4 separate regions of the Homo sapiens genome follow, and all the other regions are linked to region 2. Evidence: chromatin contacts called from ENCODE Hi-C or POLR2A ChIA-PET data. All regions are on one chromosome and are shown on one strand. Each heading gives the region's core, a stretch centred on a gene start or an enhancer-like site at or near the end of the contact. The rest is flanking DNA. Distances are from core to core; before and after follow the strand shown. Region 1 holds the start of TRIM28 (tripartite motif containing 28). Region 2 holds the start of ZNF581 (zinc finger protein 581). Region 3 holds the start of ZNF446 (zinc finger protein 446). Region 4 holds the start of ZNF274 (zinc finger protein 274).

The links. Hi-C counts contacts between places; a loop is a spot of excess contacts on that map. ChIA-PET counts read pairs that join two places held with the same protein, here RNA polymerase II (POLR2A). Pooled maps may share reads with other maps.
Region 1: a pooled map shows a loop between it and region 2 (5-fold over the local background). The contact joins the promoter of TRIM28 here to the promoter of ZNF581 in region 2. A Hi-C loop is called at or near these places in 9 of 50 pooled maps. POLR2A ChIA-PET finds 5 or more read pairs at or near these places in 2 of 52 experiments (PC-9 and activated CD8-positive, alpha-beta T cell).
Region 3: a loop to region 2 is called in a pooled map, with 4 times the contacts of the local background. The contact joins the promoter of ZNF446 here to the promoter of ZNF581 in region 2. A Hi-C loop is called at or near these places in 2 of 50 pooled maps. POLR2A ChIA-PET finds 5 or more read pairs at or near these places in 2 of 52 experiments (H1 and Panc1).
Region 4: a loop to region 2 is called in a map with no recorded cell type, with 16 times the contacts of the local background. The contact joins the promoter of ZNF274 here to the promoter of ZNF581 in region 2. A Hi-C loop is called at or near these places in 1 of 37 single-sample maps with no recorded cell type and 5 of 50 pooled maps. POLR2A ChIA-PET finds 5 or more read pairs at or near these places in 1 of 52 experiments (HEK293T).

Annotation. Positions count from the first base shown.
Region 1 is chr19:58,541,584-58,546,985 of GRCh38, forward strand. It overlaps TRIM28 (tripartite motif containing 28), which reads left to right and starts at 2,481. Exons shown (of 17, transcript NM_005762.3): 1 at 2,481-3,514; 2 at 3,842-3,954; 3 at 4,181-4,313. The coding sequence starts at 3,175. It also overlaps the pseudogene RN7SL525P. RefSeq lists enhancers at 1,656-2,160, 2,312-2,621 and silencers at 2,742-2,951, 3,032-3,191, 3,212-3,501.
Region 2 is chr19:55,641,885-55,646,673 of GRCh38, forward strand. ZNF581 (zinc finger protein 581) reads left to right here and starts at 1,765. Exons shown (of 2, transcript NM_016535.4): 1 at 1,765-1,890; 2 at 2,669-3,739. The coding sequence starts at 2,688. The coding sequence ends at 3,281. ZNF580 (zinc finger protein 580) reads left to right here. Exons shown (of 2, transcript NM_207115.2): 2 at 613-1,586. The coding sequence starts at 625. The coding sequence ends at 1,143. RefSeq lists silencers at 678-1,147, 679-973, 1,918-1,967, 3,058-3,167 and enhancers at 1,578-1,797, 2,699-3,664, 3,348-3,397, 3,408-3,457.
Region 3 is chr19:58,475,099-58,480,470 of GRCh38, forward strand. ZNF446 (zinc finger protein 446) reads left to right here and starts at 1,254. Exons shown (of 7, transcript NM_017908.4): 1 at 1,254-1,406; 2 at 2,081-2,462; 3 at 2,539-2,728; 4 at 2,989-3,083; 5 at 4,545-4,629; 6 at 4,832-4,921; 7 at 5,078-5,372. The coding sequence starts at 2,121. ZNF324 (zinc finger protein 324) reads left to right here. Exons shown (of 4, transcript NM_014347.3): 4 at 1-338. RefSeq lists enhancers at 343-432, 493-552, 793-1,042, 864-1,158, 1,313-1,512.
Region 4 is chr19:58,179,721-58,184,389 of GRCh38, forward strand. It overlaps ZNF274 (zinc finger protein 274), which reads left to right and starts at 3,341. Exons shown (of 8, transcript NM_133502.3): 1 at 3,341-3,722; 2 at 4,201-4,278. The coding sequence starts at 4,246. RefSeq lists enhancers at 2,952-3,665, 3,334-3,753, 3,666-4,377, 4,004-4,193.

The sequences.
Region 1 (5,402 bases), core at 1,231-3,730, 2.9 Mb after region 2:
CTGCTTCCCTCCTCAGACAGGATTCTCCTCACACACACCCTGCTTCCCTCCTCAGACAGGATTCTCCCCACACACACCCTGCTTCCCTCCTCAGACAGGATTCTCCCCACACACACCCTGCTTCCCTCCTCAGACAGGATTCTCCCCACACACACCCCGCTTCCCTCAGACAGGATTCTCCCCACACAGACCCTGCTTCCCTCCTCAGACAGGATTTTCCCCACACACACCCTGCTTCCCTCCTCAGACAGGATTCTCCCCACACAGACCCTGCTTCCCTCCTCAGACAGGGCTCCCCTCCCCACACAGACCCTCTTTCCCTCAGACAGGATTTTCCCCACACAAACCCTACTTTCCTCCTCAGACAGGATTCTCCCCACACAGACCCTGCTTCCCTCAGACAGGATTCTCCCCACACAGACCCTGCTTCCCTCCTCAGGCAGGATTCTCCCCACACAGACCCTGCTTCCCTCCTCAGACAGGATTCTCCCCACACAGACCCTGCTTCCCTCCTCAGACAGGATTCTCCCCACACAGACCCTGCTTCCCTCCTCAGACAGGATTCTCACCCCACACACCCTGCTTCCCTCCTCAGACAGGATTCTCCCCACACACACCCTGCTTCCCTCCTCAGACAGGATTCTCCCCACACAGACCCTGCTTCCCTCCTCAGACAGGGATTCCCCTCCCCACACAGACCCTCTTTCCCTCAGACAGGATTTTCCCCCCACACACCCTGCTTCCCTCCTCAGACAGGATTCTCCCCACATACACCCTGCTTCCCTCCTCAGACAGGATTCTCCCCACACACACCCTGCTTCCCTCCTCAGACAGGATTCTCCCCACACAGACCCTGCTTCCCTCCTCAGACAGGGCTCCCCTCCCCACACAGACCCTCTTTCCCTCAGACAGGATTTTCCCCACACACACCCTACTTTCCTCCTCAGACAGGATTCTCCCCACACAGACCCTGCTTCCCTCAGACAGGATTCTCCCCACTCAGACCCTGCTTCCCTCCTCAGGCAGGATTCTCCCCACACAGAACCTGCTTCCCTCCTCAGACAGGATTCTCCCCACACACACCCTGCTTCCCTCCTCAGACAGGATTCTCCCCACACACACCCTGCTTCCCTCCTCAGACAGGATTCTCCCCACACAGACGCTGCTTCCCTCCTCAGACAGGATTCTCCCCACACAGACCCTGCTTCCCTCCTCAGACAGGGTTCCCCTCCGCACACACACCCTCTTTCCCTCAGACAGGATTTTCCCCACACAAACCCTACTTTCCACCTCAGACAGGATTCTCCCCACATGGACCTGCTTCCTTCCCTCCTTGGGATTCCCCACTGTTGAGGTTCAGTTTCCCCATCTGGAAAAGCATCAAAGTCAGGGTAGCTGCTGACGAAAACATGGGGAGGGGATGCCTTGGGGGGCTGGGTGGGATTTCACAGACTCATTGCTCTTTAGCCTCTTGTGATTTATATATATGTGTATATATATATATATATTTTTTTTCTTGATGGGGGGTTGGGGGGCCCGGCGTGGTGGCTCACACCTGTAATTCCAGCACTTTGGGAGGCCAAAGTGGGTCTATCATCTGACGTCGGGAGTTCGAGACCAGCCTGGCCAACGTGGTGAAACCCCGTCTCTATTAAAAATACAAAAATTAGCCAGGCGTGATGGCAGGCCCCTGTAATCCCAGCTACTCGGGAGGCTGAGGCAGAAGAATCGCTTGAACCCGGGAGGCGGAGGTTGCAGCGAGCCGAGATCGTGCCACTGCACTCCAGCCTGGGCAACAGAGCAAAACTCCGTCTCAAAACAAACACAAAAACCTTTCTCTCCTCTTTTGAGATGGAGTTTCACTCTTTTCTCCCAGGCTGTAGTGCAATGGCACGATCTCGGCTCACTGCAACCTCCGCCTCCCGGGTTCAAGCGATTCTCCTGCCTCAGCCTCCCGAGTAGCTGGGATTACAGGCGCCTGCCACCACGCCCGGCTACTTTTTGTACTTTTAGTAGAGACGGGGTTTCACCACGTTGGCCAGGCTGCTCTCGAACTCCTGACTTAAGATCCAACCGCCTCGACCTCCCAAAGTGCTGGAATTACAGGCGTGAGCCGCCGCGCCCGGCCACATTTTTCTCCATCTGTGGTCTAGGCTGGCGTGCAGTGGCACAATCCCGCCTCACTGCTGCCTCGGCCTCCTGGGCTAAACGGAGCTTCCCGACTCGCCTAAGAAAGTGGTGGGATTACAGGTATGAGCCACGGCGCCCGGCTGTGATCTACATTTGATTCAGTCAAGTTTCTGTGTTTCTCAAGTTTAACTATAGCGTGGTTAAAATCCAAAAGTCAGCACCCGAGCTCACACAGGAGCTTCCTCCCTCTTGGGATGGAGACTCTCCTCCCCTCTCCCTGGACACAGCCCTTCACTCGGTCTTGGCCCCGCCTACTTCTCCATCGGCCCTGCCCCCTATCCCGAACTCTTAGTGACGCAGAGGCTGGAGACGACTCTACGGCGGCGAAGAGACGCGGGTTGAGGAAGAGGGACGGATTGCCCATGCGCTTGGGCGCACAGCGGCCCGCTTCTGTGTGGTCTGGAGGTGGAGCTGAGAGGGGAATCACACTCTATAAAGGTTCGCATACCCCACTGGCGGATTCAATTGCGGCAGTGACGTCACAGAGGCCCCGCCCCGCCCCCACAAGAGCCCCACCGACGTGGGGTTGGCGGTGGTGGAAGGACTAGGAGTTGGCGCGTGCGTACTGGCGGCCTCTCCCGCACCGACCGGCCTGGGCCCCGCCCCCGGGCGTGAGGCGCCCAATGCGCGTGCGCGGCGGCGTCGGCGCCAGTTATTTCTGTCCCGCCCCCCGGCCTCGGCTCTTTCTGCGAGCGGGCGCGCGGGCGAGCGGTTGTGCTTGTGCTTGTGGCGCGTGGTGCGGGTTTCGGCGGCGGCTGAGGAAGAAGCGCGGGCGGCGCCTTCGGGAGGCGAGCAGGCAGCAGTTGGCCGTGCCGTAGCAGCGTCCCGCGCGCGGCGGGCAGCGGCCCAGGAGGCGCGTGGCGGCGCTCGGCCTCGCGGCGGCGGCGGCGGCAGCGGCCCAGCAGTTGGCGGCGAGCGCGTCTGCGCCTGCGCGGCGGGCCCCGCGCCCCTCCTCCCCCCCTGGGCGCCCCCGGCGGCGTGTGAATGGCGGCCTCCGCGGCGGCAGCCTCGGCAGCAGCGGCCTCGGCCGCCTCTGGCAGCCCGGGCCCGGGCGAGGGCTCCGCTGGCGGCGAAAAGCGCTCCACCGCCCCTTCGGCCGCAGCCTCGGCCTCTGCCTCAGCCGCGGCGTCGTCGCCCGCGGGGGGCGGCGCCGAGGCGCTGGAGCTGCTGGAGCACTGCGGCGTGTGCAGAGAGCGCCTGCGACCCGAGAGGGAGCCCCGCCTGCTGCCCTGTTTGCACTCGGCCTGTAGTGCCTGCTTAGGGCCCGCGGCCCCCGCCGCCGCCAACAGCTCGGGGGACGGCGGGGCGGCGGGCGACGGCACCGGTAAGTACGAAGTGATCGGTGCCACCCCTCCCCCTACTCTCTGCCTTTGATTCCGACTGGGTGCAGAGATGAGGATGCCACCTGGGCGAGAGGATGGGGGCCCGGACAGGGCACGGGAAATACTTTCTGGGTCCTGCATACGAACGTGGGTTTGTGCTGGCCGCTGAGATGGGACATCTGACTAAAGTTGGAGAAAAGAAGGCTCGGGGAGGGGAGGGGCTGGTTCGCTGCGGGATAATGGTCGGGGGCCCACCCAGCAGGGGAATGGTGGGGGCCATAACCTGGGTGGGAACTTGTAACAGTCTCCCACATCCCTGCTTCTCGAAGTGGTGGACTGTCCCGTGTGCAAGCAACAGTGCTTCTCCAAAGACATCGTGGAGAATTATTTCATGCGTGATAGTGGCAGCAAGGCTGCCACCGACGCCCAGGATGCGAACCAGGTGCGTCCTATCTCAGCAACCACAAGGAGGTTTCTGGGGAGGGGGCATCTGCGCAGGAGGAGCTTGGCACCAGCTCCAGGCTGTTACTCCACTTTCCCAAGGCTCTGGGTGGGCTGCCTAGGTTGGGTCAAGGGACCAATCTTAAATCTCCGGTTGTATTTTCTGGGATGTAAACGTGGATCTATCAAGTTGTCTTGCCTTCTCTGACCCTGCCTTTGTCTGGCAGTGCTGCACTAGCTGTGAGGATAATGCCCCAGCCACCAGCTACTGTGTGGAGTGCTCGGAGCCTCTGTGTGAGACCTGTGTAGAGGCGCACCAGCGGGTGAAGTACACCAAGGACCATACTGTGCGCTCTACTGGTACATGAGGCTGAGGGGGGCTGTTGGAGTTGTTCTCCCATGTGTGCCCTCAGTTGCTTTTATGATGTTGGTTGCATCTGGTGGATGGGTCCTAGAGTTCTCTAGGGGGTGCCGCCCGAAGGGCCCGAGGGCAGAACTCCAGAAGCAGAAAAACTGGGGTTGTGGTGTGTAGTCTCTAGGGCCTAGGTGGGAGAGGGTGGGAAGGGGAAATAAGGGAGACCTTAATGTGCTGCAGGGAGGTACAAAGGGTTTGAGAAGGCTTATCAGGGAGTTGTCAGACCTGGTGGTGAAGGGCTCAGCATATGCAAACAGGGAAAGGCATGGTGTGAAGGGCTTTCTGGGTTTGTGGTTCCCTGGCACACATCTGGTATAAGATGCTGCTAGGGAAAGTAGACTGTGGGTCCATGGATTATAAGTGATGATGATTTTTGGAAGTGTTTTAGCTTTTGAGTTGGCAGAGACTTACCCAAAGTTTGGTTTGGCATTTCCAGCTTTTCACAGACACAGCTAGCTTTGGTTTGGAAGGAGCTTGAGAGTCTTTTGAGTCTAGCCAAGTTTTGGGGCCAGAATCCTCCCATGAGTGGCCTTTTGGTAGCCATACTGTGATTCTTCCCATCCCAGAGGACAGCATTGGTGGAAGATAGCGGGAAGGTGGTGGCTGTGGGGCCTGAGCAGCCAGGAGGGATACGCAGGGGCTGCAGGGTGTCCTACATTCCAGACGTCCCAGGCAAAGGTCAGGGTGCAGGAATGAGTGGCATTGGGGAAGTCAGTTTCCCCAATGAGCCCTGATGCTACATATTTTGGATTTGGTTGGTATGTGGGACCAGTGTGTTTGATCAGTTTTCTAATGGGGAGACAGGCTTTGGAGGTTATTAATGGGTTGGTCTTTGGGTGGGATTATGCTGAGCACCAAGATTCTGCTCTAGAGGGGGTGTGACCACCATTCTGAGGGTCCTGGTTTGACATTTCATCTCTCCCAGTATGAGAACCTCTACAAGGTTTCCTCTGGGCCCTTGGATTGTAAGAGACCCTGGTGTTCTCTTGTCAGGGAAGAGGGAGGAAGTTAACCATGAAAGGAGAAGAAAAGGA
Region 2 (4,789 bases), core at 515-3,014:
ATGTGGGGAATTGGGTTAGTGGGGCTCTGGGGAGGTACCTAGAGAGGAAGTGAGGGAGGCCACGGAATATGAAGATGGGGAGGCCCTGCGGCATGTAGTGGGGACGGAGGGCCAGGAGGCCGATACGGGGGCCGGTGGGGGGGTAGGGGGCGGCAAAGGGAGGGGAAGTAAACTGAACTGGGGCTGGGCAACAGGAAAAAAGAAGAAACCACAGATTAGAGAAATCTCGGCGGTCAGGAGGCCCGGGGTCTAAGATGTAAAGAGGTAAACAGATTTAGGGATTGATTGTCTGCTGGGGTGGGTTGAGAGGAGAAAAGGGAAGAAAAGTCGGGGGACTACGTCCTCAGACCTGACCTGAGTGGTGAGAGGTGGACCCAGGAGGAGTGGCAGGTGGTGGCGGGGTTTTGCAGAGCTCAGTTGGAGGCCCTCTCCGAGGCAGCTTGATGGAACGTGGGAGAGCCGGGCTGGAGTCACAGTTTTTATTTTGCTAGGGAGGTAGTCAGTGGCGCACAAAGGGTAACAAGCAGTGATAGTGGGGATGCTTTCCATTTTAGGAAACTTTTCCTAAAAGGAAGTGGCAATTTTAACTAATCTCCCCTCCGCCGCTCCCAGCTGCCGCTCCAGATGCTGCTGCTGCCGCCGCGGCCACCCCACCCTCGGTCCTCCTCTCCGGAGGCCATGGACCCACCGCCCCCCAAGGCTCCCCCTTTCCCCAAGGCGGAAGGCCCCTCCTCCACTCCTTCCTCGGCGGCGGGGCCCCGACCCCCGCGGCTGGGCCGCCACCTCCTCATCGACGCCAATGGGGTCCCCTACACATACACGGTGCAGCTGGAGGAGGAGCCCCGGGGCCCGCCCCAGCGCGAGGCGCCCCCAGGAGAGCCCGGCCCTCGCAAGGGCTACAGCTGCCCGGAGTGCGCCCGTGTCTTTGCCAGCCCTCTGCGGCTGCAGAGCCACCGCGTGTCGCACTCGGACCTCAAGCCCTTCACGTGCGGCGCCTGCGGCAAGGCCTTCAAGCGCTCCAGCCACCTGTCGCGGCATCGCGCCACGCACCGCGCCCGCGCCGGGCCGCCGCACACCTGCCCGCTCTGCCCACGCCGCTTCCAGGACGCCGCGGAGCTGGCGCAGCACGTGCGCCTCCACTAAGCTCGAGACCCGGCCTGTGCTGCCCTGCCCGTCTCAGGGCCACCAAGTCTGACCCACACAGCGTCACTCACTCCCACACACACCCCCTGGCTCTGCTGAGGTTACTGCCTTACCCTGGGCCTCAGTTTCCCCACCTTCCAAAGGGAGGAGCATCATTCCTTCCTTACCCCCTTTCTAGCTGTGTGATGTAGACCAAAGTCGTTGCCCCTCCCTGGGCCTGGGAACCAGTCGGAACTGGGTTCCAGTCCAGCTGTGCTGTGTGAGCCTGTGCAAGTGACATGACCTCTCTAAACCTTGGTTTTCTGCTCTCTGGAGCGGTGAACCGGTGGTTGTCTGCGGGGAAGAGATGATAAAGAGCACGGGCACGGTCTGGTTCATTTCTGTATCTACCCCCCTTCCGCCCACGCCCCCGACCCTTTGCTCAATAAACATTCCGCACTCCATTTTCAGGCTCTTCCTTGCGTGTGCGTGCACGTTGGGTGCTGGGGGGTGGAGACCGGATCTTCCTCGCTTGGGTACTTTCCTCTCGGTGTGTGTTTCTGGCCGGAGCCGTTTCGCGACGGCCCGGGCGCCCCGCCCCAACCTTCCTTCCCTAGACCCTCTTCTCTCCCTTCGGCTTCTCTCTTTCGGCCGGCGCCGCCAGTTCCTGGGGCACACCCAGAGGTCCCCTTCTCGCCGCCGCCTGCAACTGCGAGGGTAGCCCGGGGCCGCTTGGAGTCGCCCGGACCTGAGAGGCTGCTGCACTGGGTACGGGGGCCGGGAGGAGGAAGGGGGCTGGGGGCGGGCGGCGGGAGGGGCTGGACCGCGTGGAGGGTACCTGGGCCGGGGCGGGAGTGGGGCAGACGCCGGAGGGGGCTGTTCTGGAGCTTGGAGGGGGCGAGAACTTACACAGAAAGGCCCAGAAAGCGAGGGCTGCGGCCCCGGGGGTGGAACCCCGGAGAGCGCTGGGACCTAGAACGAGCCTGGTGGAGGCCGGGCGAGGACTAGAGAGAACCTGAGGTGGGTGGACGGGTGGGAGCACGGAGTTGTTCAGACACGTGGCTGGAGAGAGGGCCGGAACCTGGGGGTCCTAACGTCGGAGCCCCTGTGAATAGGCTTGGCTTGTATGGAGGGGGTCAGGAAAGGCTTGAGTATGTAGCATAGGCCAACACGCAGACCCTGGAAAGGGCTAGAAGGAGGGGAGGGAGAGGCCTGGAGGCCTGCGGGGTGGGGCACCCAGTGACCTGGGAGGGCACAAAGAGGAAGGTTAGAGCGAGGTCCAGGTTGTGCAGAGGAGGTCAAGAGATCCTGTGAGTACAGTGTATGGTGGAGCACCGAGGCTAGGAGAGGTTTTCCAAGGAGGAAGACCCTGGGGACCTTTTAGGGGGCCACAGACTCCAGCTGTGAGCGGGACTGGAAAAGAGGGACTGAGGGGCAGCAGGATGCAGAGGTCCTGGGCCGGGTATAGGGAGGGAAAAGGATGGAGCCTGTGGTGCTGAGCTGCCCTCTTCTATATAACCTTCTTATCCCATCTCCCATCCACCAGGCCTCAGCCAGCCCTCCGGATGCTGGTGCTGCCATCCCCCTGCCCTCAGCCTCTGGCATTTTCCTCCGTTGAGACCATGGAGGGCCCTCCCCGTCGGACTTGCCGCTCCCCAGAACCTGGACCTTCCTCCTCCATCGGATCTCCCCAGGCTTCATCTCCTCCAAGGCCCAACCACTACCTGCTTATTGACACTCAGGGTGTCCCCTACACAGTGCTGGTGGACGAGGAGTCACAGAGGGAGCCAGGGGCCAGTGGGGCTCCAGGCCAGAAAAAGTGCTACAGCTGCCCCGTGTGCTCAAGGGTCTTCGAGTACATGTCCTACCTTCAGCGACACAGCATCACCCACTCGGAGGTAAAGCCCTTCGAGTGTGACATCTGTGGGAAGGCATTCAAGCGCGCCAGCCACTTGGCACGGCACCATTCCATTCACCTGGCGGGTGGTGGGCGGCCCCACGGCTGCCCGCTCTGCCCTCGCCGCTTCCGGGATGCGGGTGAGCTGGCCCAGCACAGCCGGGTGCACTCTGGGGAACGCCCGTTTCAGTGTCCACACTGCCCTCGCCGCTTTATGGAGCAGAACACACTGCAGAAACACACGCGGTGGAAGCATCCATGAGCCGGGCTGCCGGGTGCCCCAGGTACCACAGGACTTTGCAGGGAGCCTGGACTCCTGTCCAGACACCTGGTGAGAGCCTGAGGCTGGTGTTCAGGGCCCTGGACACAGACACAGAGCAGCCGCATCTCAAAGGCAGAGCCCTGCCTGAAGGAGGAATCCGTGAGTAATCTTCAGGTCCTCCGTGTTCTGGAGCTGAGATGGGAATGAGCCCCTACACAGAATGGAGTCCTCTAGCCTAAAGATATCAGCTGTTCCATGGCAGAGCCTTGACTGGATGGAGGTGGGGAGTGTGGTGTGTAAAGTCTCTGGCCTCATAAAAGGTGGCTGTGGGTCGTCAGGAATCTGCGCCATCTTCCTGGGGCTTCTGCGCTGTTGTTGGGGAAGGGACCCCAGTCCTGCCTTCCACCCCCCAACCAGGCCTGAGACTGATCAAACAATAAACACGTTTCCCACTCTGAGCACTCGAGGTTTGTTTTTAGAGACAGCATCTCAGACCCTCTTTGGTGGCCGTCTAGCAGGGAGACCTCAGCTTGCCTGGCTGGGGAATGGGAAGGTTGGCCTGCCTTGGGGTTATCCCCTCCTCAGCTCCTGAAGACCTGGGTCATCTGGGAAGAATGTTTTTAACTGAAACAATTTTAAAACCACAATCTCCTGTTACAAACACATTTTATATGGCAATAGAGTATACAGATAAGCAAAATACACGTGAACCAAGTTTCCTTTTTTTTTTTTTGAGACGGAGTTTCACTCTTTTTGCCCAGGCTGGAGTCCAATGGCACAATCTCGGATCACCGCAATGCCTCCTGGGTTCAAGCGATTCTCCTGCCTCAGCCTCCCTAGTAGCTGGGATTACAAGCGTGTGCCACCATGCCCAGCTAATTTTGTATTTTTAGTAGAGACGGGGTTTCTCCATGTTGGTCAGGCTGTTCTTGAACTCCCAACCTCAGGTGATTCACCTGCCTCGGCCTCCCAAAGTGCTGGGATTCCAGGTGTGAGCCACAGCGCCTGGCCTCTTTTTTTTTAGACGGAGTTTCGCTCTTGTCACCCAGGCTGGAGTGTAATGGCGTGATCTCAGCTCACTGCAACCTTCACCTCCTGGGTTCAAGCGATTCTCCTGCTTCAGCCTCCCAAGTAGTTGGGGTTACAAGCGTGTGCCACCATGCCCAGCTAATTTTGTACCTTTAGTAGAGATGGGTTTCACCGTGTTTGTCAGGCTGGTCTCGAACTCCTGACCTGAGGTGATCCACACACCTCGGCCTCCCTCAGGGCACTAGGCCTCGAAACAAAAGTTTTTTTTTTTTTTTTCTTTTGAGACGGAGTCTTGCTCTGTCGCCCAGGCTGGAGTGCAGTGGCGCAATCTCGGCTCACTGCAAGCTCCGCCTCCCGAGTTCATGCCATTCTCCTGCCTCAGCCTCCTGAGTAGGTGGGACTACAGGCGCCCGCCACCATGCCTGTCTAATTTTTTGTATTTTTAGTAGAGACAGGGTTTCACTGTGTTAGCCAGGATG
Region 3 (5,372 bases), core at 4-2,503, 2.8 Mb after region 2:
CACCTCATCCCCAAAAACAACCTGAGGAGGCCGTTGGAAAGCTCCGAGTTGACAAGTCTCATCCACGCACATGCTCGGTGCTTCCAATCGGTGATCAAGACCACTGCTCTTCATCCAGAGCAGGCAGCAGGGATTCCCAGGTATCCAAAGAAACCAAAACAGGCGGTGTAATTTAGGACTGACTAAGTAATGGCTCGGCCACTTTTAAGTGTGGAAGCAAAACTGACCCCACAGATTTAGAAAACTGTAACACTGCTTATTGGGAGAAACTAGTGTCACCCTGGCTAGTTCTGCTCCCCAAATTCAAAGGTAAATAAACGGTTGAGCATGTCCGATCAGCCTGGAGGGAAACCTCCACCCCCGACTTTGTAGGACTGACATCTGAAGACGTCAGAGACTGCGGTCACAACCGTCGGTACCTCCTTAGGGCGCTTAACAGAGGTCAAAGATGGCCCTCGCACCCTCCTGGCGGGAGAAAGCCCAGGCTCAGGGTGGTCTTCTACACCACCGCCTCTCCCGGGTCCACTTGGAAGCGAGTCCCAGCGAACTACTCGACCTAGGAAACCACTGGGCCGCCACTTCCAGCCTCTTCGGAAGTCGAGGCAACGCTCCTGAACGTTGCCACGGGAACAGCTGGAGGCGGGCGGATATGCCCTAGCGTTATCTAGGGGCTGGCCCGGGGAATGGCGTGGGGGCGGCGGGGCCAAGCAAGCGCCACCTCTGATTGGGCAAAACCCCCTCCCCTCACCTGCCAATAGAAACCGGCCCACTGTACAGACGCGCAAGTTTATAACCCGGGAAGAGCTGCTCTCAGAGCGGAGGGAGACCATATAACCCTGGGACTCTGCCGTACCTCCTAGAGGAACAGAGCGCCTCTCAGGCGTCAGAGGCTGCTGCAAATGCGGGTCAGCGGGTCACGGTCGCGCCTGTCTTGCTGATGCTCATGGGAAATGTAGTTCAAAGGGCATGGGCGGTGCCTTCGGTGCAGGCGAGAGATTGGTCAGCGCGGCGTCGCCGGGGCAACACCCGGCTGAGGCGCCCCGCGTTGTGCGGCGCCACATCCGGGAAGCGGCCTCCAAGCAACCGCTCCGGGTTGAGGTGAGCGCAGGCTGCCAGAGTGGGCGCAGCCTTTCCACCCCGTGGGAGGGCTTGGGGTCGCCCTCTGGGGCCTGAACGGCTCCTGCTGTCGGCGCCCTGGAGGGCCCGCCCACTTCCCGACAGGCCGCGCGCGTCACCTCAGCCTTCGCTCAGGCCTTTCCTACCCTCAACGCCGTTCCGGGGGGCCGGGCCTGGCAAGTCCTCTTGGAACGCCTCCCTCTTGCCTTCCCCTTTTGGGGACAGATCCCGAAGTTCGAGCATCCCTCGGATAGGCCGGGTGTCAGGCCTGGTCTCTCAGGCCCGTCCAGGTGGGCGTCTTTCACTGCAGACCTTCAGGGCCGGGATGCTGTGGCCATCCCTCGACTCCGCGCAACGTGGAGCTTTGGCCCCGTTTTTCTTGGCCTTTGCTTTTCGTTTTCACATGCACGGGCCCCGGCAGTGTGAGTCGCCCACGGCTCGCTGTGGTCAGCGAGCACGATGTCCACGTGCCCCCTCCCCAGAGCCATTCCTAAAGGAGGTCCCACCCAGTCAACCTCCCCGAGATTGTGGAGGGCGACTCGTCCCCGTACATTACAGCCTGGCCCCACCTTCTACCCGCCCACCCTGGTCCACTCTCCTCGCACCTCGGCTAGACACTGTGGCTCCTCAGCCTGGCGCTGGAACTCTGTGATGACTGTCTTTCTCCACCTCTTTAGCGTCATCTCCCAGCAGTCCCCTGCTGGACCCAACTGTTTGCAATTTCCAGGAAGCTCCCTGGACACCTTGCGTCCAAGCATTTGTCCCTGAGGCTTCCTCCTGCTCTCATTTGCCATCATTGTTTGGGTCCTGTGACCCTCCTCCTTCCATGAAGCTTTCTTGGCCTTATCTCTTCTGGCCTCAGAGTACACTTGGTCCTGGTCTCAGCCCCCTGGGCTGAGCCTGGTGTCTGCCTTCCCCTGGCCAGATTCTCTTGGCTGACATTCCGACCCTTCCTTTTCTGTAGGCCCATCTTGACGATTCCAAGACCACCCCCTTGAGCAAGAATGCCATCCCCTCTGGGTCCCCCATGCCTGCCCGTCATGGACCCAGAGACCACCCTTGAGGAGCCTGAGACTGCCCGCCTCCGCTTCCGAGGGTTCTGCTACCAGGAGGTGGCAGGTCCCCGAGAAGCCCTGGCCCGGCTGCGTGAGCTGTGTTGCCAGTGGCTGCAGCCTGAGGCACACTCCAAGGAGCAGATGCTGGAGATGCTGGTGCTGGAGCAGTTCCTGGGCACACTGCCTCCCGAGATCCAGGCCTGGGTGCGCGGTCAGCGGCCAGGCAGTCCTGAGGAGGCCGCTGCCCTAGTCGAAGGACTGCAGCATGACCCTGGGCAACTGTTGGGCTGGGTGAGTGTGGCTGGCATCAGCTTCTTGGAGGGATAGACCCTGGCTAGAGCCATTGTGACCTACCTCTTCTCCTCAGATCACAGCCCATGTCCTGAAGCAGGAGGTGCTCCCTGCAGCCCAGAAGACAGAGGAACCACTTGGGAGCCCCCACCCCTCAGGGACAGTGGAGTCCCCTGGGGAAGGTCCCCAGGACACCAGAATAGAGGGGTCTGTCCAGCTCAGCTGCAGTGTGAAGGAGGAGCCCAATGTCGATGGACAGGAAGTGGGTGAGGTTGGGGTCCCACCAGAGATGAGGGACTCCTGGAGGAAGTGTGGACATTCCTGGCTAGGGTGGGAGTCCCAGGAGAGGTGTGTCAAGGCTGGGACTCCTGAAGTGAATGTGGATGTCCCTGTCTGGGATGGGGACCTGGGAGGCAGGAGCCAAGGGCTGGCTACGTGCCATGTCACACAGCAGAGGAGCTCCTCATCTGCCATGGCTCATGTGGGCAGCCCCTGACACCACCCTTCCATCTGCCCCACTTTTCAGCACCCTCCAGCCCTCCACTTGCAGCACAGTCCCCTGAGGGGAACCATGGACACCAAGAACCAGCCTCCACATCCTTCCACCCACCCAGGATTCAGGTGAGCAGCCCCAAGTGGGAAGTATAGGCCCCAGGTGTGAGAAGGGACTGTCCCCATGGCTGCCCTCTGCCTGGTGGTTTTCCAGGCTCCTTGACTAGTGGCTCTTTGCTTCCCAGAAGTGGAGTCTGTAAAAGCTGTACCCCTCCACAGGACCTGGGGCAGAGGGACAGACTGGTGATCTATTATTGAAAAGGATTTGGGGCTGGACATGGTGGCTTACACCTGTAATCCTAGCACTTTGGGAGGCTGAGGTGAGCGGATCACCTGAGGTCAGGAGCTCGAGACCAGCCTGACCAATGTGGTGAAACCCTGTATCTACTAAAGATACAAAAATTAGCCAGAAGTGGTGGCAGGCGCCTGTAATCCCAGCTACTAGGGAGGGTGAGGCAGGACAATTGCTTGAACCCAGGAGGCAGAGGATGCAGTGAGCCGAGATTGTGCCACTGCGCTCCAGCCTGGTCAACAAGAGCAAAATTGTGTGTCAAAAACAAAAAAAAAAAAAAGGATTTGGGCCTCAAGCCATGGAAACCCAGTTTAGAGTGGCTGGAACTAGTGGGCTTGGCTTCCTCACCTCCAGAGAAGTCAGCTGGGAGGTTTGCTGCTCCCAGAGGTCCTGAGCCAGACCTGGGGATTTGAACTTTTGTGTGTAGCTGGGGAGGGGAGAAGATGACCAGCTGTGGCAGGACTCCCCCCACACCTGAGACCAGATGGAGACACTCTCCCTGGGAAATGCCCGAAGTCCCTTCTCTCCTAGGGGTTTCTTCAGAGGCCACCTGTTAGGCCTGGAAGCTCAGCTTGAGGCCTCTTCTACCTGGATCGCTTGGTTCCCAAGTGTGGGTAGCAAGGTCTTTTCCTCTCCCGGCTCCTCTAACAACTCCACTGGGGAGCTTCAGCAGCAACATTGCTGGTTGAGATGTGTTTCGAGGCTAAGAAGTCCTTCCAGGCTCCCTCCACAGCCCCATGGCACAGTCAGAAAGTGAGGCAGGGTGGGTAGGCTGCACTTCCCAGTGTCCTCACCTCCAGCCAGCACCATCTCTAGCTGTGGCTCCTCACAGCTGCCGCCTTCCTGCCCCTGGACTTGCCACAGCTTGTCCCTCAGGATTATTTTTCCCAACCCAGCAAAGCCCCAGATGATGGGACTCAGGCAGCAAGGAGGGCTGACCCCCAATCAGGGAGTTCATTCCTCGATAAAGTCACTCAGGTCCCTGTGATGCTGCCAAACCTGCCCTCTGAGCAGGATGGTGTAGTAGAGGGGGATGAGTGCTGGCAGCAGCACTGGTCAGGTGATCTGAAGGAGAACCTCTGCACTTAACAAACACACACCTTGAGATCATTCTCAGCAGGAGGGGCAGATGAGGCGTAGGTAACCTGCTGACTCTTCCGGGTAATAGGTAAGAATGTGAACCAGACAGGGCAGGGAAGGGGTGGAAAGACGCCTACAGTGATGGGCCACATCCGCAGGAGGAGTGGGGGCTGCTGGACCGGTCACAGAAGGAACTGTACTGGGATGCGATGCTGGAGAAGTACGGCACAGTGGTCTCCCTGGGTGAGGACCAGCCAGCCCCACCCCGCCCCTCTCCCTGGGGCCTGCACCCACCCTGCAGCAGGCCTAGCTGGGCAGGGCCTCTGTGCTACCAGCCCTACCCAGCTCTCCCACCTTCCAGAGGAACACCCTGTCACCTACCAGAACCGACCCCACCCCTCCTTCATGCAAACCCCATGCCTAACTGTGCCCCCCACCCGGGCAGGGTTACCGCCCCACCAGCCAGAGGCACAGGCCCAGTCAGAGCTGGGGATGCTGCTCACGGGGACAGGCGTCTGCAGAAGCCTGCGCTCGGGTGAGTGCCCCACACCATCCAGCCTGAATCACCCCTCCTGTATCGGTGGGACCTGAGCCACCCACTCATGGGGGGACGGGAGCTTGTGCCACGGCCACAAGCCTGAGGGAGGGGTTGCTGAGTGCCGGGACTCACCTGGTTTGCCCCTGCCCCCAGGAAATGAGAGTGAGGGTCCACCTGGCTGCCCAGAGGCCCAGCCGCCCCAGGGCCCAGGGCCGGCAGCCTGGGAGGGCTTGTCTGGGGCTGCCACTCCTGCCCCCACTGTGCGCCCAGGGACACCGCCAGTGCCCACTCAGCCCACACCTGCAGAGACGAGACTGGAGCCGGCTGCCACCCCCAGGAAGCCCTACACGTGCGAGCAGTGTGGCCGCGGCTTCGACTGGAAGTCAGTGTTCGTCATCCACCACCGGACACACACGAGTGGGCCAGGTGTGCAGTCCCCGGGGCTAGC
Region 4 (4,669 bases), core at 2,091-4,590, 2.5 Mb after region 2:
ATGTGGAATATATATATATTTGAGATGGAGCCCCCTTTAGTAGAGACGGGGTTTCACCATGTTGGCCAGGTTGGTCTCGAACTCCTGACCTCAGGTGATCCACCCACCTCAGCCTCCCAAAGTGCTGGGATTACAGGTGTGAGCCACCGCACCTGGCCCTATGCAGACTATATTAAGAGAGAAAAAGTAAAAATTAAACTTTGCAATTGAATGAAATAACTACTATTTCTACAACACACATTTTCACTTATGATCCATAATGCCTTCTATGTAATTCAAAATTCCAGATATTTTCTAACAGAAAATTTCTCCCTGTTATGAGTCTGCAAAATTTATATGAACAAGGCTATTTATATTTTGTCTCTCTTCCACCTAGTGTAAATCTTCTTGTATTTTGCTACAGATATACTCATGTGTTTGATGGCAGGTGCTACCCCACACCTCTTAGGGATTTACACACTGTATGGTGTAAATACATTACCATCCTACTAAAATCCAAATGATCATGAATTCCAAAATACATCTGGCTCAGAAGGTTTTGAACAAGCAATCGAGGCACTGTCTAAATCCAACAACGATGAATAAATTTTTTCAACATTTTACATGTTTAATAGTTAACATTTCTTCAGAAGTCATTTTTATTTTACAAATTACAATAAACAGCATATTTAATTTGCTAAACAGGAAAAGAGTATGCAGTTATTAAAAGTTGAATTAAAATGGCTCTCATAAATCAATCTTCAATAATATGCTTATATAAAACCATCTTTAGGTTGGGCACAGTGGCTCAAGCCTGTAATCCCAGCACTTTGCGGGGCCGAGGTGGGCGGATCCTCTGAGGTCAGGAGTTCGAGACCAGCCTGGCCAACATGGCAAATCCCCATCTCTACTAAAAATACAAAAATTAGCCGGGCATGGTGGCACGCCCGGCTACTCAGGAGGCTGAGGCAGGGAGAATCACTTGAACCCGGGAGGCAGAGGTTGCAGTTGAGCCGAAATCACGCCATTGCACTCCAGCCTGAGCGAAAGAGCGAGACTCTGTCTCAAAACAAAAAAAAAAAAACAAAACATCTTTGGTCAGGCATGGTGGCTCACGCCTGCAATCCCAGCACTTTGGGAGGCCAAGGCGGGAGGATTGCTTGAGTCCAGGAGTTCAAGACCAGCCCTGACAACACACTGAGACCTCATCTCTACACAAATATTTATTAAAAATTAGCCAGGTGTGGTGATGCACACCAGTAGTCAGTCCTAGCTACTTGGAAAGCTGAGATGGGAGGAACACTTGAGCCCAGGAGGTTGGGCCAGCAGTAAGCCATGACTGCAGCACTGCTCTCCAGCCTGGGCAACAGAACAAGACCCTGTCTCAAAAACAAATTCTTTTAATCAAAAATCAGGTTTTATCCTATACCACATAAATAGAAAGAAATCATTAGAAGAATTTCCACCTGCCTGGGCAACATAGTGAGGTTTCTGTCTCTACAAAAAAGTACAAAAGAGGCCAGGCGGGGTGGCTCATGCCTATAATCTCAGCACTTTGGGAGGCTGAGGTGGGCAGACTGCCTGAGGTCAGGAGTTCGAGACCAGGCTGGCTAACATGGAGAAACCCCGTCTCTACTACAAATACAAAAATTAGCCAGGCATGGTGGCACACACCTGTAGTCCAAGCTACTTGGGCAGCTGAGGCAGGAAAATCGCTTGAACCCAGGAAGCAGAGGTTGCAGTGAGCCGAGATTGTGCCACCTCACTCCAGCCTGGGCGACAGAGCAAGACTCTGTCTCCAAAAAAAAAAAAGCCAGGTGTGGTGGTGTGCACCTGTCCCAGCTATTTGAGAGGCTAAGGTGGGCGGATCACTTGGGCCCAGGAGGTGGAGGCTGCAGTAAGCTGTGATCGCACCAATGCATTCCAGTCGGGGTGACAGAGCAAGACCCTGTCTCAAGAAAAAAAAAAAGAAAGAAAAAAAAGAATTTCCAAGGGGGTTTGCTTCCTTGTGATTATGAAGGGCTAGACGTATCCTATTCAAATCCAGAACAAAACAAGACTATTAGTAAACATGACTACTTAACATAGCTCTGTCATACTAGCTAGGACTATACAATGTTAATTTTTTAAAGTTGAAATATGGAAAAAGAAGATATCAAATTACTTATTAATTGGGGATGGTGTTGTATCTATAATAGACACGAAAAATCCAATGAAATATTATTAGACTATAAGATATCTGCACAGTCTCTGAGTAAATACTCCTATGCCAAAATCAACACACTAACAGCAACAATTAAACAATGTGTAGCCTGAGGTTGGATCCTCCACAGTGACCAAAAAAACCAACAACCCGTGGAACAAGTTTAGCAGGCAGTGTACACGACCACCAGAGGGAGGCAGAGGGCTGCTGAGACCTGCCAGGAAATATCAAGAAAGAGGACACAGGGTCCTGAGCACTGAGAGAGATCATTAGGGCCCTCAGGTCCCAAGAAGACAAGACCATACTGGGACCTGGGACCTAAGGAAGATAAGAAAACACCAGATGTCGGTCCTTGAGGAAGCCAAGAGAATACCTCCTTGTCCTGAGCTCCCAAGGAAGATGAGAGCACCCTGGGCCCAAGGATGGGTGGCACACACCAGGTCCTGGACAGCTACAGACTTAGGTTTCCTCTCCCTAGACATGAGCACCTCAGCTTCCAGGAGCAAACTGGACCACAGGGGGACACTAGGCAGAGGATCCTGCTCCTCCTCCCCAATGCCTGGGGTACAGTTAGCCCTGATCATCTCTCCAGAACTAGGGTAGACGTTTGGCCTCATTCCCATCACACTTGTGGTCCACCTAGTCTTCCCTCCTTCCCCTTGCACACCCCTGACCTTCCTACTCCCTTCCTCTAATCCCCAGAACTAGGGTGGACGTTTGGCCACGTTCCCATCACACTTCCGGTCCTCCGAGTTTCCCTCCCCTCCCTGACCTTGAGTGGACACTTGGCCCTGTCCACCCTCACTTTCAGGCAGGACCCATCTCCCAGAAACATAAGTGCCGTCAGTCCCAACTCCTGCACACTTCCGGCTCTCCCAGTCCTCCCCTTCTTTCTCGACTTTGAAACTGGTGGAACTTCAGTACCTCTCCCCACTCCCCCCGCGACTTCCGTCTTCCAGTCCCCCTCCTTCCCCAAAAGTTGCGTGGACTCTAGCCCCGCCTCCTACATTCTCCCCGCCCTCCCTGTCCCCGCCCCTCCACCCAGATGGACGGCCAGTTAGGCCCGCCCCCTGCACTTCCGGCCCTACCCGCCCTTCCTCTTCCCAAGGGACGTCATAATTAATCCCGCCCCCACCGCCACCCAACCAAGCATCACCCATTCCAGCACTTCCGGCCTGACCCCTGTCCAGCGCCTTTCCTTTCTCCAGCTTCTGCTCTGCCCCAAGAGTGGTCGCCTTCGTGGCAGGGCACGACTCTCTCCCAGCTCGGGTCGCCGCCCACATTAGTGTGGGGCCCTGCGGCCTAGCGTCCCTCACCAGAGGCCTCCCCTTGCCTAGCTGGACCGCCGAGGGACATCGACGAGTATCCTCCTCCTGCTGTCCCCGGCTTCGCCTGCCGCCCCTAACCGGCCAGTCAAGATGGCCGCCGCTGGGTGAGGCAAGCTGGCGCGCCGCGGGGGCGTCTGGGAGTTGTAGTTCGGGACGGCGGGCTGACGCACTTCGCCGCCGGCCGACGGGCGCCATTGTGCGGCGCGCGCCGGGTGAGTGCCGCGCGAAACCTGCGTCCGTCGGGGGCTGCGCTGGGCGGGTCCAGAACCGTTAGTTGGGGGCGAGCGCGGCCTCTGCATTTTCCGCCGAGCTCGGGTACCCTGAGCCGGCCGTGCCTGCAGTCCTCCCGCCGCTCTGTGGGATGGGGTCGGTGACCCGGAACCCCGAGGGGAGACAGTGCTTTCGGGGCGCCGCGGTGGAGAGAACAGATCGCCTCCGGAAGCGTGGGGTCTGGGCCAGGGAGGCGATCCCCTCCGATGCGCGGGACAGAGGAGGCTCGGTGTCCTCTCGGGGAGGGGAAAACTGGTCCTATCCAGTCCTGTGGGAGTCCTATGACTCACTCTGGGCGTTTTCCAGTTTGGGTGGACTTGTCATTTCCCGCTGAGGGAGCCGTTCCTGGGCGGAGGCTGCGGTAGCTCCCCAGCGGACACCTTAAGCCTCTCCCTCCCCTCCCAACTTCGGTTTCCTCAGGACTCTGCCCACTTCCACCAGAGACACATTGAGAAGGAGGAAACTATGGCCTCCAGGCTTCCGACGGCCTGGTCCTGTGTGAGTAGAGGCTTCCTTCAGCTTTTGAGTCCGCTACTGCACCTGGGAGGATGCGGATGGTGGTGAGATACCACCTTCCCTGAGATACCCCCATCCTCCAGAGCACCTCGGGGAGGGGGTAGAGATTGGTTGGGCATGAGAGATCCTGCGTGATGGTGGAACCGCAGGTTGCTTGGTTTTCCAAGGGTGTAGTTAGAATAGAGACCAGATTGTAGGGGCTTCTGAAGGCCAGGTTAAGGCTCTTGCTTGTATCCTTTATATTGGGAAGAGTAATTGACAGGTCTTTTGTTTGTTTGTTTTTTGTTTTTTGAGATGGAGTCTCCCTCTGTCGCCCAGGCTGGAGTGCAGTGGCGCGATCTTGGCTCACTGCAACCTCCGCCTCCTGGGTTCA